Linked DNA regions of Mus musculus: region 1 is linked to region 2. The links are chromatin contacts, found by Hi-C in ENCODE. All regions are on one chromosome and are shown on one strand. Each heading gives the region's core, a stretch centred on a gene start or an enhancer-like site at or near the end of the contact. The rest is flanking DNA. Distances are from core to core; before and after follow the strand shown. Region 1 overlaps Peli2 (pellino 2). Region 2 holds the start of Peli2 (pellino 2).

Region 1 (4,745 bases), core at 1,714-4,213, 69 kb before region 2:
AAACTCTTATCCCAACTACATTTAACTTGACTGTTAAATCCCAACTATTTTCTAACCCCAGAGCTAGCACGCAGCAAGTACTTAAAATGGGTCTCTGTCAGAGGCTCCCTGCAAGGTCACCACGCCCTCCTGGAGTGACACTGTACTTGGTAACAACATTCACCTTCAATGCTACCTATCCCAGGGAGCTCACTAAATGCTTTTACTTTCTTCAATATTCATTTTAATTTTCTATTGAGTCACTGTCTCCCAGCTTTCTTCTGCCTTTCTTTTGCAAGTGGGAAAGAATTCTAGGCTACGCTGGCCAGTTCTGGCTGGCTTCTAGCCACTCCTGTCTTCTGTGGGATTGCCCAGTCTAGTCTCTACTTCTGTACTATCAACCCCACCCTCTCCCACAGGCTCAGGACCTTTGAGACTCAAGGATGGCTGAGAGTCTTCTACATTGAGGTCTGTATGAACAAATCCATCTGTAACCTCGCATCCCTGCACCAGCATCACTCACTGGTTCAGTTCCCTGTGCTTGCCAGGGTGATCTTTACCTCCCACTTGTCTACAGCCCACTCCGTCTTCAGTGCCGCCCCAGGGCTCCACACCTTCGGAGAAGGGCATCCCTGAAGGTCACTGGCAACACCAGTGTGTTCTTTCAGGGTTCCCCTGCTTGGCCCCTCATGGACCACACCTGCTGCCAGCTGCTGGCCTTGCTGGAAGCCCCAAGTTCTCCTCTTATTCCTTGGGCCCAGAGCCCTTAAACACACCTTTCTCTCATTTTCTCCAGAACAGTTCAAAGCTAGGAGGGCGCTCACTCCCTTCATTTCCAAACACCATCAGCAGATGCCAGACCTCCTCACCCTGCACAGCCCTCCTCTCCAGCTGCAGATGCGCACTTCTTACTGCCTCCCCAGTCCAACACTTGGCAGTCTCACAAACACCTCAAACGGAGCGATTCCTGAACTCATTCATCTCTTCTTCCCAGGAACTGTAAGACCCCGAGCCTCCTGGAACACCCTTAATTCTTCAAGTCGACGGCTGTTGCCCTGCTAGCCTCCTTCGCCCTTACTGCATATCCCAACCATTGGAGGCCAGATCAAAGCATCTAGACTAACCTACATGAACGTCACTAAGTTGTCCTCTGCCCACTCAGTCTACAACATTACAGCCCCTTGTTTGCACACCAGCTAATCCATCTGCTATATTCACCACTGTGCAGCATGACTATTTTCACAGTTTCAAAGCAACCATTGATGTGACTTTCTCAATCAGACACCCCATCCATGCCTTGGTGTTGGTCCCTGGAAAGCCTGCCGGTACCTGCCGGAAACCGGGTGAGCAGAAACCCGGTGAGCAAGATCCTTCTGCTCGGCCCTGCTTCCTGCTGTGCTTCCCACCTAACCCTTGCCAAGGAAGAACAGGAGTCAAGCTTCTGCCTGTGCAGCTCCCCATTAGACACATGGACCCCAAATTCTTCTTTGGGAGACTCAGCTGGAAAGGCACTGTCAGTTGAAGTTGGTTTTCTCTTTGCTTAGAGTGTGAAAAAAGCCACAGCCTTGCTCCAAAACAGCAGTGTGATTCCCAGATTATGAGATGTGACCAGGTCACAAGGCTGCCCAGGATAAGGACTGTATTCCTCTTGCTCAAAATTACCTGGGTATCCCAAGAGATCCTCAATAATCTTTAATAAATTATAAAGCCAACAAAGAAGCTCAAACATACTATAGTTTAACTATCTTATCACACTCTGAGTCAATGCTCTGTCCTTTTAACTGTTCAACCGTGAGACCAGCAAAACAAGACAAAAACACCAAACCATAACAACAACAACAGCTACAGTTCTCACATACATAAAATAAACAAATAAATCTTTTTTTAAAAAAGTCTCTTCCATTTTTTTTTAGTTACTTTAACCTCTGTAGAAAAAAATATGAACTGATTGCAGGCAGATGAGATTGCTGTACACTATTTGCAAGCTGGACTCTTGGTTAAACACCCCTTGACATTAGCTCAGTGACAGAGCACTTGCATGAAGATCATGGTATAATTCTCAACACCACAAAAAGTAAACTAACTAAAACTGAATTTCCCTTGTTGCCTCCCCATAAACCCAGAGCAACTAGGCAGCCCTGGGAGAAGCTTGCAGTGCAAAAGCAATGATTTACTGCACCTGCAGGCAATGCAAACAATGGCTTTAGGTGGAGCCTACCAACACAACTCAATCAAACATATAAGGAAATTGTTTTTTCCTTCCTCCCTGGAAGTTAACATCTGTATGGGAGGCCTTTGAAAATGATGGCTGAATACATGTGAAATTCACTCTACAGAGCAAGAGGAGATTCAGATAGAGCACAGGGCTACAAACCATCCTTCATCTAAAAGAATCCTGCGTTACCACTTGGCCGATGACTGACAGAAATGGCAGCTCGGTACTACCCTCTCATCTACCAAGTGAGTCTACTCAATGCCACCACCCATGCAAGGCAGAGTTCCTTCAAAGGTGAACTTCAGGAAGGAGTCATCACAGTTACCCAAACAAGCCTAGGCAGAACTTGCAGTCGGGCTCAGTCCCTGGATCCTGGAGCAGTGGCCAGTATAGTTATTTGTATGAGATGCCACCCATACTTGTTAGAAATGCCAGTTCACTGTTGCACATGCCCTGAGAAATCAACAGTGTGTGTATGTGTGTGGGGGGGGGCAGAGTAATTTTATAAATGTATTATCCTACACAAAATCTCCCTTCTTGATTTTTCCCAGCAGTAATGATTTTTAATTAAGCTTTAATTTTTAATTAACTCTCATCCACGATAGCAGGACCAACCCCACGGTTCTAGGTCCTTTAGGCTGACTCTGCTTATGCCCCGATGTAAGGCGATTACAAGAAGCCCGGCTGAAATGCCTCCTGCCTAAACAAAAACAGAAGGGAACATCAGGGACCAAGCAGAAGGGCCGTGCTCAGTTTCCAAATATGGGTATGTGGGTAGGGACAGACGCTCAGATGACTCAACCATATCACATGACCACTCTCATGAGAAAGACTGTGGGCAGTCAGCAACACAGAGACTCTTGGCTCTCACATACAACTTTAATAATATTCTGTTTGCTTAGAGAATTATGTCAGGAAGCGATATGAGCAGAAATTAGTAAAATTTAAGAAAAGATATTTAAAACAAAGAGTGAAGTAAAAAAAATCTACTTCTTTGAATATAAGTAAAATATGTTAGCAAAAGTATACATATTAGGAATACAAATACCATAATTTGTAGACCCAGATCATTAAATGAAATACATTTTGTTTAATGTATTATCTGTAACATAGTAAATTCATAATGTAAAGAAAAACTTTGCTTATTTGAGAAAAACAGGAGTAAAAAAGGAATCAGTAACTATACATACACACATATGTACATACACACCACACAACACACAAACACACATACATACAGAAATGGCATTTCCTTTACCAACAGAAACTATACAACACAGGAGTGCTCTGTCAGCTATTGTAACCTTTGGTAATCAAATTCTAATTTTTGAAGCTATTGAAGGTCTTTACAGAAACAAACCATATCATAAAAAAACAACCTAAGTGGAGATCCTGTTGAAACAGGCAGATTCAATGAGATAATCCTTACCTCCAATTAATCTACCAATTACATGTAATCCCTATCAAATTTTCAAAGTGTCTTTTGGTGGCATCTGTCAACTTAAGAGAAACAAAGCCAGAACAGTTAAGGACCCTGGGAGAAGCAGGTGAGGGGACTTAGCTCACCAGAGCTGAGGACTGCTCACGGCAGTGTGGCTCTGAGACAGTGAGAACAGACCATGGACAGGGAGAGCACTGCCCACGTGGGTCCTAAGAGTTGCGGTCATGTTCAACATGACTAAGAAAGTGTTACAAGCTAATGCAGACTAAGAAAGTGTTACAAGCTAATGCAAGAAAGCACAGAGACGCCTTGTGATGTACACTAAATCAAAATCCTCCTATAGCTTACGACCTATGCAAAATAGAACTCAGATGTTTAAAGTTCCATCTATGAAAGTAAAACCTTAAAAGACATTATTAGAAACCATCTCCAGGGGCCGGGTGTGGTGGCGCATGCCTTTAGTCCCAGCACTTGGGAGGCAGAGGCAGGTGAATTTCTGAGTTCGAGGCCAGCCTGGTCTACAGAGTGAGTTCCAGGACAGCCAGGGCTACACAGACAAACCTTGTCTCAAAAAAAAAAAAAAAAAAAAAAAAAAAAAAAAAGGGAAACCATCTCCAGGAAGGAAGGACGGAAGGAAGGAAGGAAGGAAGGTCAGTCAGTCCTCTCCATTGCATGAGAGCAGAGAAAGATGATAAATAAAAATAAGGCACAAATGTGTAAACAACCAAAGAAACTTAAAGAGATTGGCTAATCTAGCTATTATTTTAGCTTGGGGATCAAACTGCTCAGTAAACACAGACCTGTCAGTAGCTTCTTCAGAAACCAGAATACACAGGAGGCTTAGGAGGTTATCATGCGCAAATAGTGACCAACAGGCTTTTCAAGGAACACTTACTTTAAGGAGGGAAATCATTTATAATATCACTTGGCATTCATCCTATTGATTTGACTTTCCAATCTTGGAAGTTTTATTTTAAAAGGGCATTTCTGTCATCCATTGCATTCACCTGTTAATACAGGCAACACTGTGCCTCCAATTTCCAACCCAGGAATCACGTGAGCACTGTGGAGTTGACTGGAAGCTATGTTCTACCCACTGGGATGACAGAG
Region 2 (5,380 bases), core at 54-2,553:
AGTCGGCACTTACTTCAAGGTAGTAATCAAAACACGTTTCTCAAAGTTCCCAGAGCCTCTGCTTAGGGGTGAGGAGGGGGGCTTCCTCGCGTGCCTCTAAGCCCACCCATCAACACCCGCGTGGGTCTGAATACAGATCTTTCAACAGAGGACAAAAGCGCGGGTTCCCTGGAGCGGCACATCCAAAGGGAAACCAATCCTTTCCCTGCAGCACTACCCAAGTTGCTCCAGCTCCAAGAGTTTCCTGCACTTTCCACCTCCCCCCACCCACACCCTTTTCATTGCCCACTTTACCCTGCTTTAATCCTGCGAAGCCTCCCTCCTGGTTTATTAAGGGTAAACAATAGAAAATGTCACACGGAAACTCAGGAAGTAGATGAAGTCTCTAATTGCTGCCGTTTTAACGATTGTAGATAATTACTATCTTCAAAATGTGATTTTCACCAGCGGAGTGGGAGCCGAGGAGGGCAGGGTGGCGAGCTCCCCGCCGCTGGCAGGGCATCGGCAAGGCCGGGGCCCGAGGGGTGCAGGAGCCCGAGGGGTAAGGAGATCAAGGGGTGCGGAGACTCGAGAATGGAAACCCGGGAGATCCGGGAACCGTTGTTGAGAGGACCCGGGAAAACCAGGACCCGGTCCAGGCCCTCGGCCGAGCTCACTCCCGGCGCAAAAAGCGGAGGCCAACCAGCGGCCCGGGTCACAGACTGGAACAATGCGTAACCCCCGCGGACTGGGCTCTGGGCTCGGAGACAGGGCTCCGCGTTCGCGGTCGTCGGGAAAGAGAAGTCCCCAGTAGCCACTGGCTCCGGGCTTCACCGAGCGACCCCGCGTGGTGCAGGAGCGCCCTCCGGGCCGCGGCAACGAGCACCCCGGGGACCCGGGCCCTCAGGAGCGCATCCCTCTCCCTCCGCGACGCCCCGCCGCCCGCGTCCCCAACTCACCCCAGGACCACCAGCTCCCCGTATTTCACCGGCTCCTTGTTGGGGGCGCTGGGTTCCTCCTGGCCCGGGGAAAACATGGAGCCGCGCTCGGCCGCCGCCGCTGCCGCCTCCGCCGCGATCCCCGCCGAGTCCGCGCCGCCACTACACTCCCATCCCGAAAACGGGGTGAGCGCGCCGGGGAACGGCACGGCGGCGAACGGGGCGCTGGGCGGCCAGTCCCGCGGCTGCTCCGTCGTGGCTGTGCGCGTCGCCCGCCGGCTTCCCCGGAGCTATCCGTACGTTGGCCGCTACGAGCGGGACCCGGCACGGAAAGCGAGCGGCGACCAGAGCCCCGCGGGAGGAGGAGCGCGCGCCGCCGGGGGGCTGAGCGGGCTGGGCAGGTGGGACGGCCGCGCCGCCGCCCGCGTCTCCGCGCTCCCGCGGCCCCCGCCCGCCCGCCCGCCAGCCCCCGCGGCCCGCGAGCGCCCCGTGTTATGTAAACATAGAGTAAAGGGGAAGGCAAGCCCTTAAAGGGGCAGCTCTGTTTTTCTCCTCTCTTCCTCCGAAAAGTTGGAGCGTGGGGGTCTTCGTCCTCAGCCCGGGGATCCGGACCCCGCTTGCGTGAAAGCCAAGCATACTGCCCACCCCCCACCTCCGAGCTCACCATGCTGAGCGCACTGATCTGGGGGTGTCTGCTTTCAAAGCCAAGCCCTTGAGAGGGGGGCTTAAAAAGAGAAAGAATCTGCCCATGGGGGGGGCGCTAATTGAAGGGCTCCCCACCATTTCATGTATCAAGAGAAAGGAGAAAGAACGTGGGGGGGGGGTGAGAAAAGAGAGAGAGAGATGGAGGGAGGAGAGGGAAAGGGGAAAAAGAAAAGTTAAAAGTTACTTTTAATCCCTTATTCACATCTCTGTCCCTTCTTTCAACCCCCTGGGGAATTTAAAAGGAAATTACCTAGGTGGATTTTTTTTTTTTAAATGAAGACAAATGTTCCTTTATTTCCATGGATTAATCAAGGCACTGTTTGTATTTTATGCTTTCTTATGGTGCTGTGTCTTTAAAATATTGTAGGCTGTGATAGTTTTACTGACTGCTGTTTTTCATCATAGAGGAATTTATTATTCTAGCATTTATTAAGCCCTTGCAACATGCTAGAGACGCTACATATTATTGCCTGTCACTGCCTTTCCAGACTGTTAAATATTTAAAGAAATAAATACTGCAAAAGCTACCCAATGTATAAACATCGAGAGTGTGTGTGTGTGTGTGCCCGCGCGCGCGCGCGCGCGCACACACACACACACACACACACACACACACACACACATACACACACGTTTAGGCTATGACTCTAAGTAAGGAGTTAAAAAAGAAATAATTGCATGAGTAACCTTCCATTCTACTGCTCAGCGCCGTGCATGTATCGCTCTCTGACAGGCTATTACTGTAGTGACATGATGCTTTCTGTAATTTTACTTCAGTTAGTAACTGGCTTTTCTTCTTTTAATTGAGGCTTTGGAGATAAATTACTCCAGAATAACAAAAGCCACACTATTGATGAGCCAAAAATAAACTTTATTAGACGATTACCTTATTTCCGCTAATTACAGAAAGTCTATTCTTAGACTAAAGACAACTAGCTATCCGGCTTATTGTACAAATCCTCTGTACTTTTCTCTGTTATGAAAATGTAAAGGTTTAACCAGCAGCCCTTTTTTAGAGAGTTGAGCTCTTTCTCTTCATATGGTGTTGGTAGATTTCTGTATGACGGAGTGTAGTTTTCCTTACTCCCTAGTCCCACTTACTATATCCACTATGCGACTGTCAACAACCCTTTGAATCCCGTCACAGTTACCCATCTCCCTTAATTATAGTACCTCGCTCTGGCATGCGAACTTCCCCCAGTCTGCTCTATTGCTGCTACTGATCTCTAGGCTACAATTACCCCCTTCTCTCCTGGCATGCTGTGCTTTTGTGCTTGCATTACACTGTTCTGGCTCCATTTCTTCCTTGCTGCGCTCTGCATCTGCTGTTAGGGGGATGGAAACAAATATTTATTAACCTCCTTCTAAGTTCCAAACACTAGACTGGGTGCTTCCCATAAGCTGTCCCAGGCTTTGGCAGAGACACTCCATTGCTGGTCAGCTGGTCCAGACACCTCTGCCCTCCACCTGCGAGGGGGGTGGGGGCGCTTCTTTCTCTTCTCTCCCAGCATGCCTTGGGCATGTTGATGGTGTTTAATCGAGTTTGTCTTTATGAAAGTTACTTACAGGTAGTTCTGCTTTCTCTGAGTTTTTATATCTGTGGAGGCTTTGATCTTAGGCAGCTCAGGACTTGTAAGTGTATCGTTTCTGTCAATCACTGTTAGCCTTGCAACCCGGCAGACTGGGAAATCAGTCTGTTGAGGGCCTACAGGAATGCATGCATAGGACCACAGTCGAGGGAATCTGAATGAACAAATGGACCAAATAGGGACTGGTGGCACATCGGTGGTCCTGTGGGCTCTAAAGAGACACTCATCTCTACCTAATTATTGTCCCCTGAGAATGATTGCTCACTCTTACGTATGAAATCAATTTTAAAGTCCCCAATCCTGATTATGCATAAGCTTCTAATATTAAACTATCAGAAATGCATTTGAGCTTTTTGGACTTGTGAGCATAATATCGTTTAATTGTTTGGCTGCCCTTTATATGCAGTGTGGACCCATTGAAACTATAACCACTTTCTAAGTGGTTCCCAAATCCCCCAAGTCTGCTTTTGCTGATTTTAAGGGACGGCCAGATGAGTGAAAATAAATGAATACATCTCAAACGAGATCGAACAGCAGAGCTGTGAGTTTGTGGTGAACTTGACTTGCTCAGAGTCTATGGTCAGCTTTCATCTCTCTCTTCCTGTCCCTTACCTGGCCCGTCCTCTGCTTACAGCGTCAACCAGGAAGAATGTAATCACCTCCATTCCAACTAACACCAGGATTCTGACTGTAACAGGAACGTATCCCCTTCTGAATAATTGTTTTATTAGCTCCAGGCTGGTGGGACAATCTGGCTGTGCCATCTGCCAATCCACTGAGAACCAGGGTGGGGTTGGCTGTCCTTGCTACCCCTCACCAGCCCCTTCTCTTCCCTCCCTGCTGTCTGTCATGCATGTCCCCAAACCACTCCACGAGCCATGTTTTCTGAAAGAGCCCAATATGTACCGGTTTCTCTCCCTGATAGATCTACCTCTTTTGCTTTCAAAGTAGAAGCTTCAGCCAAATGGTCTATGTTTGCTTTGACATACTTTAAATAAAACCAACCATATTTCTAGGATGAAGAGTTTAACTTTTGATCACACCATATTTATGTTTACAACGTCTAAGGGACAAGTATGCGCTTTGAAAAATACATGTTTGGACAATACATGGTTTTGTGTGTGTGAGACATCAGACATTTGACTTTTACACTATACCCTCAGCTGTAGGCATCATGTGTCTTCTTTGCCAGGCATACAGAAAATGTGAGAAAAAAGAAATTTTGAAGGCCATTTTAAAAATCACCCATAAACTTGACTAGGAATAACCCTATTTATTATGATGTATGTTTCCTCCTTAAAACTTATTTTTACATCTTTATTTATTGATCGTGGGGGGGTGGGGGGGGGACGTACATCCTGAACATGTTTCCGGTCATTTGGTAGCAAGTTTGCATACCAAACTGCAGCCCCCCCTTTGTGTTCTAATTGGTTCCCTTTCCTCCTTCTGGTTTGCTTTCGTTTGTTTTGTTTTGTATTTGACATTACTCTAAAGAACTTATTATCCTACTTTTTCCTCATTTAATATCGTATTCTGAGTGGTTCTTTTACTACACGCTCATGATAATCTGGGAGGTGGGGTTGAGCAAAAGTATCAACATCTATTAATCATTCCTCCTTAATAGAATATATTTCAAATTATTTGCTCTGAGAAAGGTATTTGTATCTGTTACTATTTCACTGAAATGGATTCTACAAATAACTACTATATCAAAGGATGTAAACATTCGAAAGACCTTTTGATGTATACTTCCAATGTGTTTTTTGAAATGATCAGGGTCTGCCAATTCACGCTGCAGCCCAGAGTAAAAGGAGAGCCTGCCTCAGGGAATGCTGGGCAGCATCGTTAAATCCTCACTAACTTGATGGGTCATCTTTTTTTATTTGTATTTCTGTGATTACCATTCTGAAGAGTGTCCACTTTTACTTGTATTGTGTAGCAAGAAACACACACGGTGAGACATACCTCCTTGCACTGCTAAGCACACACGGCATGATTGTGCTATTGATTACAAGCAGTGTTCTACCACAGGTTTCCAGAATCTTTCCATCATGCATGACTGACTGGGTTTTTACACCCATTGGGCAGCAGCTTTCTTCTCTTCCCTCCTTCCATAGCTGCTGCTCCACTTCTGGCTTTGATGAACTGATTGCTTTAGATATATCCTGT

The links. Hi-C counts contacts between places; a loop is a spot of excess contacts on that map.
Region 1: a map of heart shows a loop between it and region 2 (1.9-fold over the local background). The contact joins the enhancer-like site here to the promoter of Peli2 in region 2. A Hi-C loop is called at or near these places in 5 of 37 maps with a recorded cell type or tissue (heart and left cerebral cortex).

Annotation. Positions count from the first base shown.
Region 1 is chr14:48,187,754-48,192,498 of GRCm38, reverse strand. The region is part of intron 2 of Peli2 (pellino 2); the gene reads right to left. Among named protein-coding and RNA genes, the nearest start is that of Gm52144, 16 kb to the left of the region's middle. Within about 2 kb of position 2,963, at least 1 of the 3 ENCODE cell types and tissues checked has a DNase peak (open chromatin) inside an H3K27ac peak, as active enhancers do; it is heart, where a contact is called at or near this core.
Region 2 is chr14:48,116,792-48,122,171 of GRCm38, reverse strand. It overlaps Peli2 (pellino 2), which reads right to left and starts at 1,303. Exons shown (of 6, transcript NM_033602.2): 1 at 939-1,303. The coding sequence starts at 1,015.